Linked DNA regions of Homo sapiens: region 1 is linked to region 2. Evidence: read pairs that join two places in POLR2A ChIA-PET (ENCODE). Cell type or tissue: K562. All regions are shown on one strand. Each heading gives the region's core, and the rest is flanking DNA. Links, peaks and the distances in the headings are about the cores only.

The links. Peaks named below come from ENCODE experiments on the same cell type or tissue, not always from the same donor. Only the 100,000 strongest peaks of a DNase experiment are listed, where the experiment ranks them.
Region 1: POLR2A ChIA-PET joins it to region 2 with 6 read pairs; 4 of 35 experiments call an interaction of 5 or more read pairs at or near these places.

What each region holds. Positions count from the first base shown.
Region 1 is chr5:31,376,827-31,382,213 of GRCh38, forward strand. No RefSeq gene overlaps it. Among named protein-coding and RNA genes, the nearest start is that of DROSHA, 150 kb to the right of the region's middle. In K562, for the core only: no CTCF peak of the experiment used is centred there; a DNase peak (open chromatin) is centred at 2,115; H3K27me3 peaks cover 1,954 bases.
Region 2 is chr5:31,566,784-31,572,170 of GRCh38, forward strand. No RefSeq gene overlaps it. Among named protein-coding and RNA genes, the nearest start is that of C5orf22, 37 kb to the left of the region's middle. In K562, for the core only: no CTCF peak of the experiment used is centred there; no DNase peak of the experiment used is centred there; H3K27me3 peaks cover 38 bases.

The DNA of each region.
Region 1 (5,387 bases), core at 206-5,205, 190 kb before region 2:
CTTTCTGCATCTTGTCTCCATGAAGTGGTCAACCAGCTATCAATCCAAGTAGATGCCATACTTTGCCTACTCACATTTCATTAAAAAGTATCAAATTTCCATGTTTTCTTTTTATTTCCAAAGGATATAGTTCCATCCTCAACGGACACACTGTCTCTCTAAAATATAAAACAGTGTCTGAAAATAGAGCCAAACTATCAACTGGCCAATTCTTATCAAAACCACAGGTTAGGAAAAATGATGTCAATGAACAATTATTTAAAATACATAAGATAGGTTGAGTGTGGTGGCTTATGCCTGTAATCCCAGCACTTTGGGGGCCTAGGAGTTTAAGACCAGCCTAGGAAACATAGTGAAATCCTGCCTCTATTTAAAAAAAAAAAATGACCCGATGCCAATGCCATATAGTCTATCCCTTGATCCAATTTGACATCAACACAGTTCAGCACAGAACTGAACCAAGCCCTCTGCAGAATTCCCTTCTCTGAGCTGTATTGTAGGTGCTAAGGCCCTGGCATTAATCAAGAGACACTGGAAGAAAAGCCTTATGATACTAAATGCTATGTTTATTATAGGAATATTGCTTGAAGACATTGCCTTCTCGGTCATTCAGTGCCTCCTTTATGACCCTACTGTGAAATGAACTTTGGAATCCATGTTAACATAATCTATAGCCACCCAGAGAGATATAAGCCTTGTTAAAATCATAGGTGTCACTTACTCCGGTTTGCAATAATGGGTAGATTCTTCCAGTCTAGATATCAATACGATGGTGCCTGGAGGAGCTCCTTAACTCAGGACTTTATGGATCTATTAAAAAGACCAGTGGGGACTGTATACTTTATACGATATAGTAAACTGGAACCTCAGTTATGATGACTTGTAATTCTGCACAACAGAGTTGTGGTATCAGTTACCAGACCTGAATGAAAGGCTGGTTGGGGCTGTATTTTCTTCTTCCTCTTGCTTTGTTTCACTCTCGCTGAAGTGTGTGTTCTTTCCACACCATTCCGGCTCCACCATGTCTGAGTTGGAATTTTCTTTCTGGTTTCAGAGCACCTTTCCCTGATATTCTGTTTGCTTTTGGTCCAGATTACTTCACCTGCAGCCTTTGGCAATTGTTGGCCAGGAGGCACCTCTGCACGTGCCTTCTGCTAAGTTCCTTTACAAGCCCAGGAACGGCGAACCATCCCTTTCTTCCCTCGGTGTCCCCAGTCCGTGCCCTCCATTAAGGATTGTTCTGCTTGGGCAACACTGAGATAATGGGAAGGTTTTATTCTGCTTCTTTTGCCTTGAAAAGTGATGTTCTGCTGATTCACACTCTGGGCAGAATTTGGGGGCACTAAGACAGTCCCTGGCTAACTCTCTGGTGAACAGCCTCCCTGGCTGGCACAGTTCAGGAAGGCCCTGGCTGAGCAATTTTACTCAGTGTGGTGGGAGAGAAGTGAGGGCTTTGGTGCCTTCAGACTTGGCTCTGAATCCTGGACTTGCCTCCTACTGCTGTGTGATCTCAAGCAGGCTAAGTAACCTCTCTGAGCCTTGGTTTCCTCATCTACAAATAGTACTTACCTTGGCAAAGTTTTAGTAATTGATTACAAATTACTGCTTCTCTGGAACAAAGGAAAGGGGAGAAGATAAAGATAGGGGTGGAGGGGAGAAAGGGAGGGGAGAAAGGGAGGTGAGGTGGGGAAGATAGATATGTATGCATTTATTTTCAATAAGAATGAAAAACCACATCTCCCCGTTATTCTTTTGACTCTCAGGAAACTTACAGATAAATCTGATATCCAATTTGAACAGTAAAGTAGCCAAAGTCTTCTGACCTGTAATTTTAAATGTTTATTTCTCCTGGATCTTTTGTTCCTACTTTCACCTATTCCTGGATGCTCATTTTTAAATCATTTTTTTATGGTTCATTATTTTGTGTGGCTTTTTTATGTGAGTTTTGAGCTTTGCCTGAGGCTTGACAAATGTCTGGAATCTTTTCCAGGATGAGATGTAGTATATATAAATACGTACATTTAGAGGTGTTGCTGTGAACATTTTTGTGGCACTATATGATAATCTAATCTGTAAAGCAAGCTCACACCCGGTCTTTCTTAATCCCCCCAATGAACTCCAGGGCTGAGATGAGGCAACTCAGCCTCTGTGAGTCACTTTCCTCAGATCACCAAACTCTCCCAAGGGTCAGAATTTGACGTGCAACCCAGGTCTTTTCTTCTGCTACCGAACTGACTCTCTGCGGTCATAACCCACTCACGTTTGCTACTGGGCCTCATAAATAACCCTGATAACAATAGCACACATGTATCATGCACCTGCTATGCGGTGGACATTTTACATGCATTATTGTATTTAGTGCTCCCCACAAGCCAGTGGCATAGCTACTGTATTATCCTCCTTTATAAACCATGGGCCATCCAAAAGGAGGCTCCCCAAGGTCACACACCCAGAAGGGGAGGACGGGGGACTTGAACCCAGGTTAGCTCAATTCCAGAGGCCTTGCTGTTACCCACTACCCTCCAAGGGCATCAGTTCTGTCACTGAATGACACTTCCTGGGGGTAGTGTTCAAAGAACGCTGGGCCTGTGTGATGTCACTGCGTGGCTGTGATAGAAGCAGACAGCAGCAGCAGGCTGTCCCCGCTTCCCTGACCTCTACCCAGTGGGCAGCGGGATCACCTTTGCCACTAACCTGCCGCGGCTCATTAAAGCCTTAGGCCTCCGTGATCTCCTTTGGATCTGTGCAAAAGGGTCACAATCTCAAGCTTTGTTGAAGTTTTCCTTTGCCGCCTGTTTTAAGACCTTGACATATATGATAATAATAAAACACTCATATGAGGTACTGGCCCTTAGAAGCATCCTGGGACTGGTTTTGGAAGTCTAATTGTTACCTTGAAGTCTATTCTTTTTATCTTTTGGATTTATTCAGCTTTTAGAGTCTTCTACCTTAAGATATGCTTTTAGGTTACGATAAACAAGGCTAAATATTTCTGGAAATATTCAAAGAAGGACGCGTTTCTTTTTCATCTTGATATGTGTGCCACTTCTTTTAATGTTAATAGGATTATTTTGTTTTCTTCGTTGGCTGTCTACCCTCTCAACCGAAGCTCTGGATCTGCCTTCTTTCTGGCTGTATCCACAGTTCCTAGCAGCATGCGTGGTCCCGTCTCTACCCATTCCCAGATGTCTCATCTTAGGTTGCTCCACAAGTTTTTGAAGTCTTGGTTTTGTTTAGTTCTTTTTGTTTGTTTGTTTGTTTGTTTTTTCAATCATGAAATGAGGATAACAATGACTCTTTCTACCTCTCAGGTTGTTATGAGGCTAAAGTGAGATATTGTATGTTAAAGTGCTTTGGAACCACACATTGCCATAAAAAGGTAAGATCGCCACATGGTCCCTGGTGCAAACTTCTGATAAAGAGCATGTGCTTAAGGAACATGCCAACGTTACGAAGGCACCTGGGCCTGCAGCCTAATTACCTGGAAGAAAAGCAGAAAATTCTATAACTCTATCATGTTGACTACCCATCATGAATCACAGGCATTGATTGTGGAACCGAGGTTTTGATGACCAGCATTTTAATCCAGATCATCATGATCAAGTCTGCAGAGACAATGGGCAGAACACAGTGTTTTAGTGCAGTTTCCTTTATGGTGGCAGTTTTCAATCTTCTCAGAGCAGGTGTCAGCAACTATAGCCCCTGGGCCAAAGCCAGCCCGCCATCTGTTTTTATATATTTTGCAAGCTAAGAATTGCTTTTACATTTTTAAATAGTTGAAAAAAAATCAGAAGGATATTTTATGGCATGTAAAAATGAAATGGAATTCAAATGCCAGTGTGTATAAAATTCTGAATGTTATCAATAAAAATTGGTGAAGATTTGTTGTCTTCTTATAAGTGCCTACATAATAGTCTCGATTTTGCCTGTTGGCCCACAAAGGCTAAAATAAGTACTATTCAGGCCGGGTGCAGTGGCTCACGCCTGTAATCCCCACACTTTGGGAGGCCGAGATGGGCAGATCACAAGGTCAGGAGATCGAGACCATCCTGGCTAACACGGTGAAACCCCGTCTCTACTAAAAATACAAAAACATTAGCTAGGTGTGGTGGTGGGCGCCTGTAGTCCCACCTACTGGGGAGGCTGAGGCAGAAGAATGGAGTGAACTCGGGAGGTGGAGCTTGCAGTGAGCCGAGATCTCGCCACTGCACTCCAGCCTGGGTGACAGAGCAAGACTCTACCTCAAAAAAATAAATAAATAAATAATACTATTCAGTCCTTTATACAAACCATTTGTGGCCACTGTCTTAAAGCATTCATTCAGTACTCTGAATCCAAGGCATTCAAAATCCTCATCTATTTGAGCGTCGCCGTGCCTCTTGAGGTACTTAATGTGTTGAGACTCTAACAGAGAGATGAGATCTATTCAGAGAAGGCTGCGACTTGGGGACTGAAAGAGCAGAGCGGTCCATTTGGGACCCAATCAGGATGGAAATGACAAAAAAGGGAAATGGGACAGAGAGGAGAAGAGAGATGGAAAAAGCTAGCAGGGGAAGAAACCAGGTCCCCAGCCCCCTTGGCGATGTGACTGAGATATGGCTAGACCATGTGTGTGCTCTCAGGTCACTTGGTCAGTCTGGATGTTGGACTCAATGCCTCTTTATTCTATTGCTCACTTCCATGATTGAGCAATAGGTGTTTTACTGATGCTCTCTCTGAGGAGACAGAGGGGGGTCTGCCATGTAAACATGTAGCATTTCGTGCCCCTGCCATCGCTGCCTAGACTTTTCTCTGCCCTGCCCCTACCCCATCCCTCCTCTGCCTGGATGGCACTCTCATTATCTGGCTCCCAGCCTCTGAGAACTAGCGGGCACATTCTCACTCTCTTGTTCTCACGCCCTCCCCCCAGGCTTTTGGTTTCTCTTTTCCCTCCTGTGCCATTTAGCGTTGTCCTCCCAAAAGCAATCCTATGTTCCCTACCTTCATTGCTTAACTCTGCCTTGAGGTTTACCAGCAATTTGTCTCCCTGGGGAGTGGGCTATAAATGACGCATGAGGTTTCCCAGCCCCAGCGGACACTGAGGGGTGAGGTGGTGTTTGTGGGCACCTCTGGTGGCAGTTGGGCAGCATTGGCAAGGGCTGCTGAAGACAAAGAGTGTGGCTGAGAGAAATGGAGACGGCCCCATGCTGGAGGAGAGGAGAGACCAAAGCAAACAGAATAATTTCCCTGGCACCCGCCAAGACCCAGGGCACAGGGTTGAATTCTGAAAAAACTAGAAAGGTGACCCTAGATGCAACTGTGATTGTGCCAGGCCAGGACAAAAACAAAAGTGCCATGGCTCCAGGGGGTGCGTGCACACCGAGGCTGTCCTGTCACTCTCAGGCCTT
Region 2 (5,387 bases), core at 239-5,238:
TCCCACTGGGTCCCTCCCATGATATGTGGGGATTATGGGAACTACAATTCAAGATGAGATTTGGGTGGAGACACAGGCAAACCATATCATTGGCCTTGCATTAAACTTTCTTTACTGCAGTACCACAGTCTCAGTGAATTGCATTTGTCTGTGCAGCAGGCAGGAAGAACCCATCAGGCAATTGCAAGACTTTTATACAAGGATTTTCATTGTGACAGTAAAAGACTGGGGAGGAAGGTCTTTCAACAGGGACTGGTTAAGTTATCAGACATCCATATGGTGGTACCCTTACCACCACAGAAGGGGGCTCCTCTCTGTGTACTGATATTGAAAATTCCACCAGGAGGAAGAGAAAATATAAAATGATTAATAGTATATACAGGATGCCACTATGTATTTTCTTTTTCTTTTTTTTTCTTTTTTGTGTGTTCTAGGAGGCAAGGATGTATTTTATTTTTCTTATAACTTTTCTGTCATTCCTAGGGATTTGAGATAAGAGGGGGAGGCTCCAGGGTATGATTAATCTACCACATGATAGATTATGAAACTAATATGATGAAAACTTACAAATAACAACAAAGTTCAACAAGGTGGCTTAGATAGCAGATGGACATTCATAAATTAGTAGTTTTGTGATACACCAGTGATATGGTTTGGCTGTGTCCCCACCCAAATCGCATCTCGAATTGTAGTTCCCATAATCCCCGTGTGTCATAGGAGGGACCCAGGTAGTTGTCATAGGAGGTAATTGAATCATGGGGGTGGTTATCCTCATGCTGTTCTTATGATAGTGAGTTCTCATGAGATCTGATGGTAAGGGGCTTAAGAGTGCCCTTTGCTCAGCACTCACTCTGTCCTGTCATCCTGTAAAGAAGGTGCCTGCTTCTCCTTTGCTTTCTGCCATGATTGTAAGTTTCCCAAGGCCTCCCCAACAATGTGAGACCGTGAGTCAATTAAACCTCTTTCTTTTATAAAATACCCAGTCTCAGGTATTTCTCCATGGCAGTGTGAAAACAGACTAATACAAATAGCAATAGATGGAAAATGTAATGGAAAAGAATTCACAACAGAACCTAAATAATAAATATAGAAGATCTTTACAAGGAAAAATGTAAACTTTATGAGATGTAGAAGAAATCCAAAATTAAGAACATTATTGGTTATAGACGATAAATTTCAGTATTTTAACATGCCAAGCTGGGTGCAGGGGCTCATGCCTATAATCCCAGCACTTTGGGAGGCCAAGGCAGAAGGATCACTTGCGCCCAGGAGTTTGAGACCAGCTTGGGTAACATGGTGAGACCCTTTCTCTACAAAAAATACAAAAATTAGGCCGGGTGTGGTGGCTCACGCCTGTGATCCCAGCATTTTGGGAGGCCGAGGCAGGTGGATCACTTTGAGGTCAGGAATTCAAGACCAGCCTGGCCAACATGGTGAAACCCCATCTCTAATAAAAATACAAAATTAGCTCGGCATGGTGGCACACACCTGTAATCCCAGCTACTCAGGAGGCTGAGGCAAGAGAATCATTTGAAACTGGGTGGCAGAGGTTGCAGTGAGCCAAGATCATGCCATTGCACTCCAGCCTGGGCAACAAGAGTGAAACTCCATCTCAAAAAAAAAAAAAAAATTAGCTGGGTGTGGTGGTGCATGCTTGTAGTCCCAGCTACTGGAGAGCTTGAGGTGGGAGGATCACTTGAACCTGGGTGGTGGAAGTTGCAGTGAGCAGAGATCATGCCACTGTACTCCAGCCTAAGCAAAAGAGAGAGACTGTCCAAAAAAAAAAAAAAAAAAAGCCAGCTCTCTGCAAGTTGATATGTAAAATGTAATCCCCAAAATAACCCAACAGTCTTTAGCATACAATTTGGCTAGCTAATTCAAGAATTCATAAGTAAGGCTAGAAGTGTATGCGTGTATGCATAGCTTAGACAATTTTAGGAGGAAAAAATGGGAGAAACTTGCCCTGGCAGATATCAAAGCATGTGTTTAATATTGTTTAAAATGTCATATTGATGCATGAATAAACAGACAAAATTAATGAAACACAATGAAGACTTCAGAAAAAGGTTTCCACATACATAGGAATTTAATATCTAATAAAGGTTGAAATTTATCAGTGGTGAAAGGCTGGACTACTCAAGAAATAGTATTGGGAGAATTGGCCATGCATTTAGAGAAAAAAAGGTTGGTCTCTAACTCACACTTAATAAAAATCAATTGCATATGGATTATATATCTCAGTAAGATTATAAAAGTATTATATAAAAACATAGGAGACTGTGTTTATGACTCTGGGGCAGAAAAGCCTGAATTAAGGAAAGTTGCAAGGGAAGAGATTTGCATAACCATGTCTAAATTTAAACCTTCTGTAAAAACCTAAAGGCATAAGCAAACTTAAAATATAAGTATTAAAAAAAGTGCAAACTAGAAATAAATATAACATATAACAAAAAATTTTAATTTGGATATATATAAGAATAAGACAACTCAGCAGAAAAATGAACAGACAAGGTGAACTGTCAAGTCACAGAAGAGAAAATATAAATGATCAGTAAACAAAGAAATAAATTTTATTCTCCCTAGTCATGTACAGACATGTAAATTAAAGTAAGATGTAACTTCTCACCATATAACTGGCAAAGCATTAAAAAATGTTGGTAATACTAATCAAGAATGTGGAGAAATGGTACTTTCCTACTAAAACTGGAATAAATTACTTCAGCTTCTCTGAAAAGCAACTTGGCAGTAACTCAAAATAGTAACTATTCTCAGTGACCCAGTGATTCCATTTCTCAGTATCTATCCTATGGAAATACACAAATATGTATTTGAGGTGGCATGCACAAAGATTTTTTTCTGTATAGTTTGTAGTTGAAAAAAAGTGGACAATAACCTGAACATTTACCAATACATAATATAGCAAAGTTTAGAATGTGTTCAATAGCATTGCATTTATGAAAATATAAAGACCTCAAAAACTATATTATATGTTTGTACAGGTACTTACATACACAAGTGTTGGGGCTCAGAAACTGATGCCCCAAAGTATGGTGCTTCGGCATGCTGAGTGCTTTTCACTAAAGGAAAATCAAGGTCTGTCTCCCCTCCTTCCCTCCCGAAGCGCCAGAGTATGGCTTTCTCTGAAGTTGCTCTAGAAGGAATACAATTGTGAGTCCCTCCCTATAATCTCATTGAACAGGGAAGATTAACTCACAGGAAAGGAGCCTAAACACAGGCCTAAAGTATTCTTTCGAAGACTGCTACCTGGAAGACTATCTGCATTACAAGAAAACCTCTGCCAGACATTTTCAACCTTAACCTTCCATAATTTGATGCCACCTCCCCGCCCCTGGAAACCCCAAACTACTATTTCTTTCTGTAGCCCAAAATGCTATTTAAGCTTCAGCCATCTGGTCCTTCTTTGAGTCTCATAGTTTGTGGGACTCCCATGCATATGCACATAATCAATCTGTACGCCTTTTCTCCTGTTGATCTGTCTACTGTCCAATTTATTCCAGAGACTAAAATTATCAAACCTTCAGAGGGTGGAAATAAAGTTCCCTTTGCCCCTGAACATAATTTTATATATATATATATATATATATATATATATATATATATATATACACACACATATATATATACACACACACACACACACATACATACACACACACACACAGACACACACACATATTATTTTATTTTATTTAACTTTATTTTATTTTTTGAGATAGGGTCTTACTCTGTCACCCAGGCTGGAGAGCAGTGGCACGACCTACAGCCTCAACCTCTCTGGGCTCAGGTGATCCTCCCACCTCAGCCTCCCAGATTGCTGGGACTGCAGGGGCAGGCCCCCATCCCTGGCTACTTTTTTATTTCTGTATTTTGTAGAGATGGGGTTTCACCATGTTGCCAGGCTGGTCTTGAAATCTCGGGTTCAAGCATCTGCCCACCTCAGTCTCTGAAAGTGCTGGGGTTACAGGCATGAGCCACGGCACCCATCTTATATACATGTATATATATATTTTTTATTTTAAAGGATATTCACTGTTCAGGGTGATAGCCACTAACTGTATGTAGCTATTTTCATTTACACTCAAATTAATTTAAATTTAATTTAAAATTCAGCTCCTGGTCTCACTAGCCATAATTCAAGTGCTCAGTATCCACACATGGCCTGTGGCCACTGTATTGGGCAGTACAGACATAAAGCCCTTCCAGTATTTCAGAATATTCTATTGAATGCTGATCTCAACTCTTAGTAAAAATCTATAATCTTCCTTATCAAAGAGGGCTCCATAAACCTGGAGCATCAGCATCACCTGAGCACTGGTTAGAAAGACAGAATTGCAAGCCCCTCCCAAACTTACTAAAACCAAAGTCTACATTTCAACAAGATCCTTGGGTAATCTGTATGCACATTAAGGTTTAAAAGCACTGCACTAGCATCATCCTCATGAGCTTTGAGAAGCTCCTTTAGCAGTCGATCCTCTTTTGCACCTGGCGAAGACTTTCCAGAGACAAAGAATCTGGCCATCACCCACTGCTTATCAAGCAGTAGCATCCTGGTTTGAATTTGCTCAATTATATGAGTTTGAACAACTTTGCATGCTTTGTAGGATGGAATTGATAAAAAGGAGGTAAAGAAATTCACACAGATTTACTAATTATTCCTAGAAGATGGCTTCACAATTGCAAGATATTATAAATAAGCCATTCACAGAGATCGCTGAAAGGAGAAACAGTAAGTGGTTGTTTTGTAGATAATGAGCGATATATGAGTACTTGGCTCAGAACAAAATTTCCAGCAATATCATCACATACAAATTTGTACTCTCTTGAAAATTTAGATGGACTTGAAGATGATGGCCTCTTGAAATGTGTTAAAAGACTCAAAAAGTGATGATGAAACTACTGATAACAGGCATTTCTGCTACTAAACAGCTTTCTATAAAAGACTTATCTTCTGCAAACTTGCACACTAAAAATAACAGGGCTTATGGGGGAAAAGTGTTGAAGCAGGCCACTCAAAGCCTATACAGTTTTATAATGAGAATTCTTTAAAAGCAGAACCCTGTAAGAAATACTAGCATAATAATAAGCAACACAGTAAACTCTTAATAGAAAAATACTACAGTAAGTATAGAATCTTACCTTTAAAAAAAAAGAGCTGAAAGTAGCTTGATGGAAGAATGTGTAGTAAGGAATTGGGGCTTCTGGGATGTACAACAAAAACAAAATGCACAAAGATGGTGGAAACAGTATTTTGCACAGCCGACACAGAGCATGTGACCGAAATGAGCAAACAGGAAGAAGAGGGTGTGAAAAAATGCAAAGTATGAAAGAGTTAACTATGCCGGGCGCGGTGGCTCACGCCTGTAATC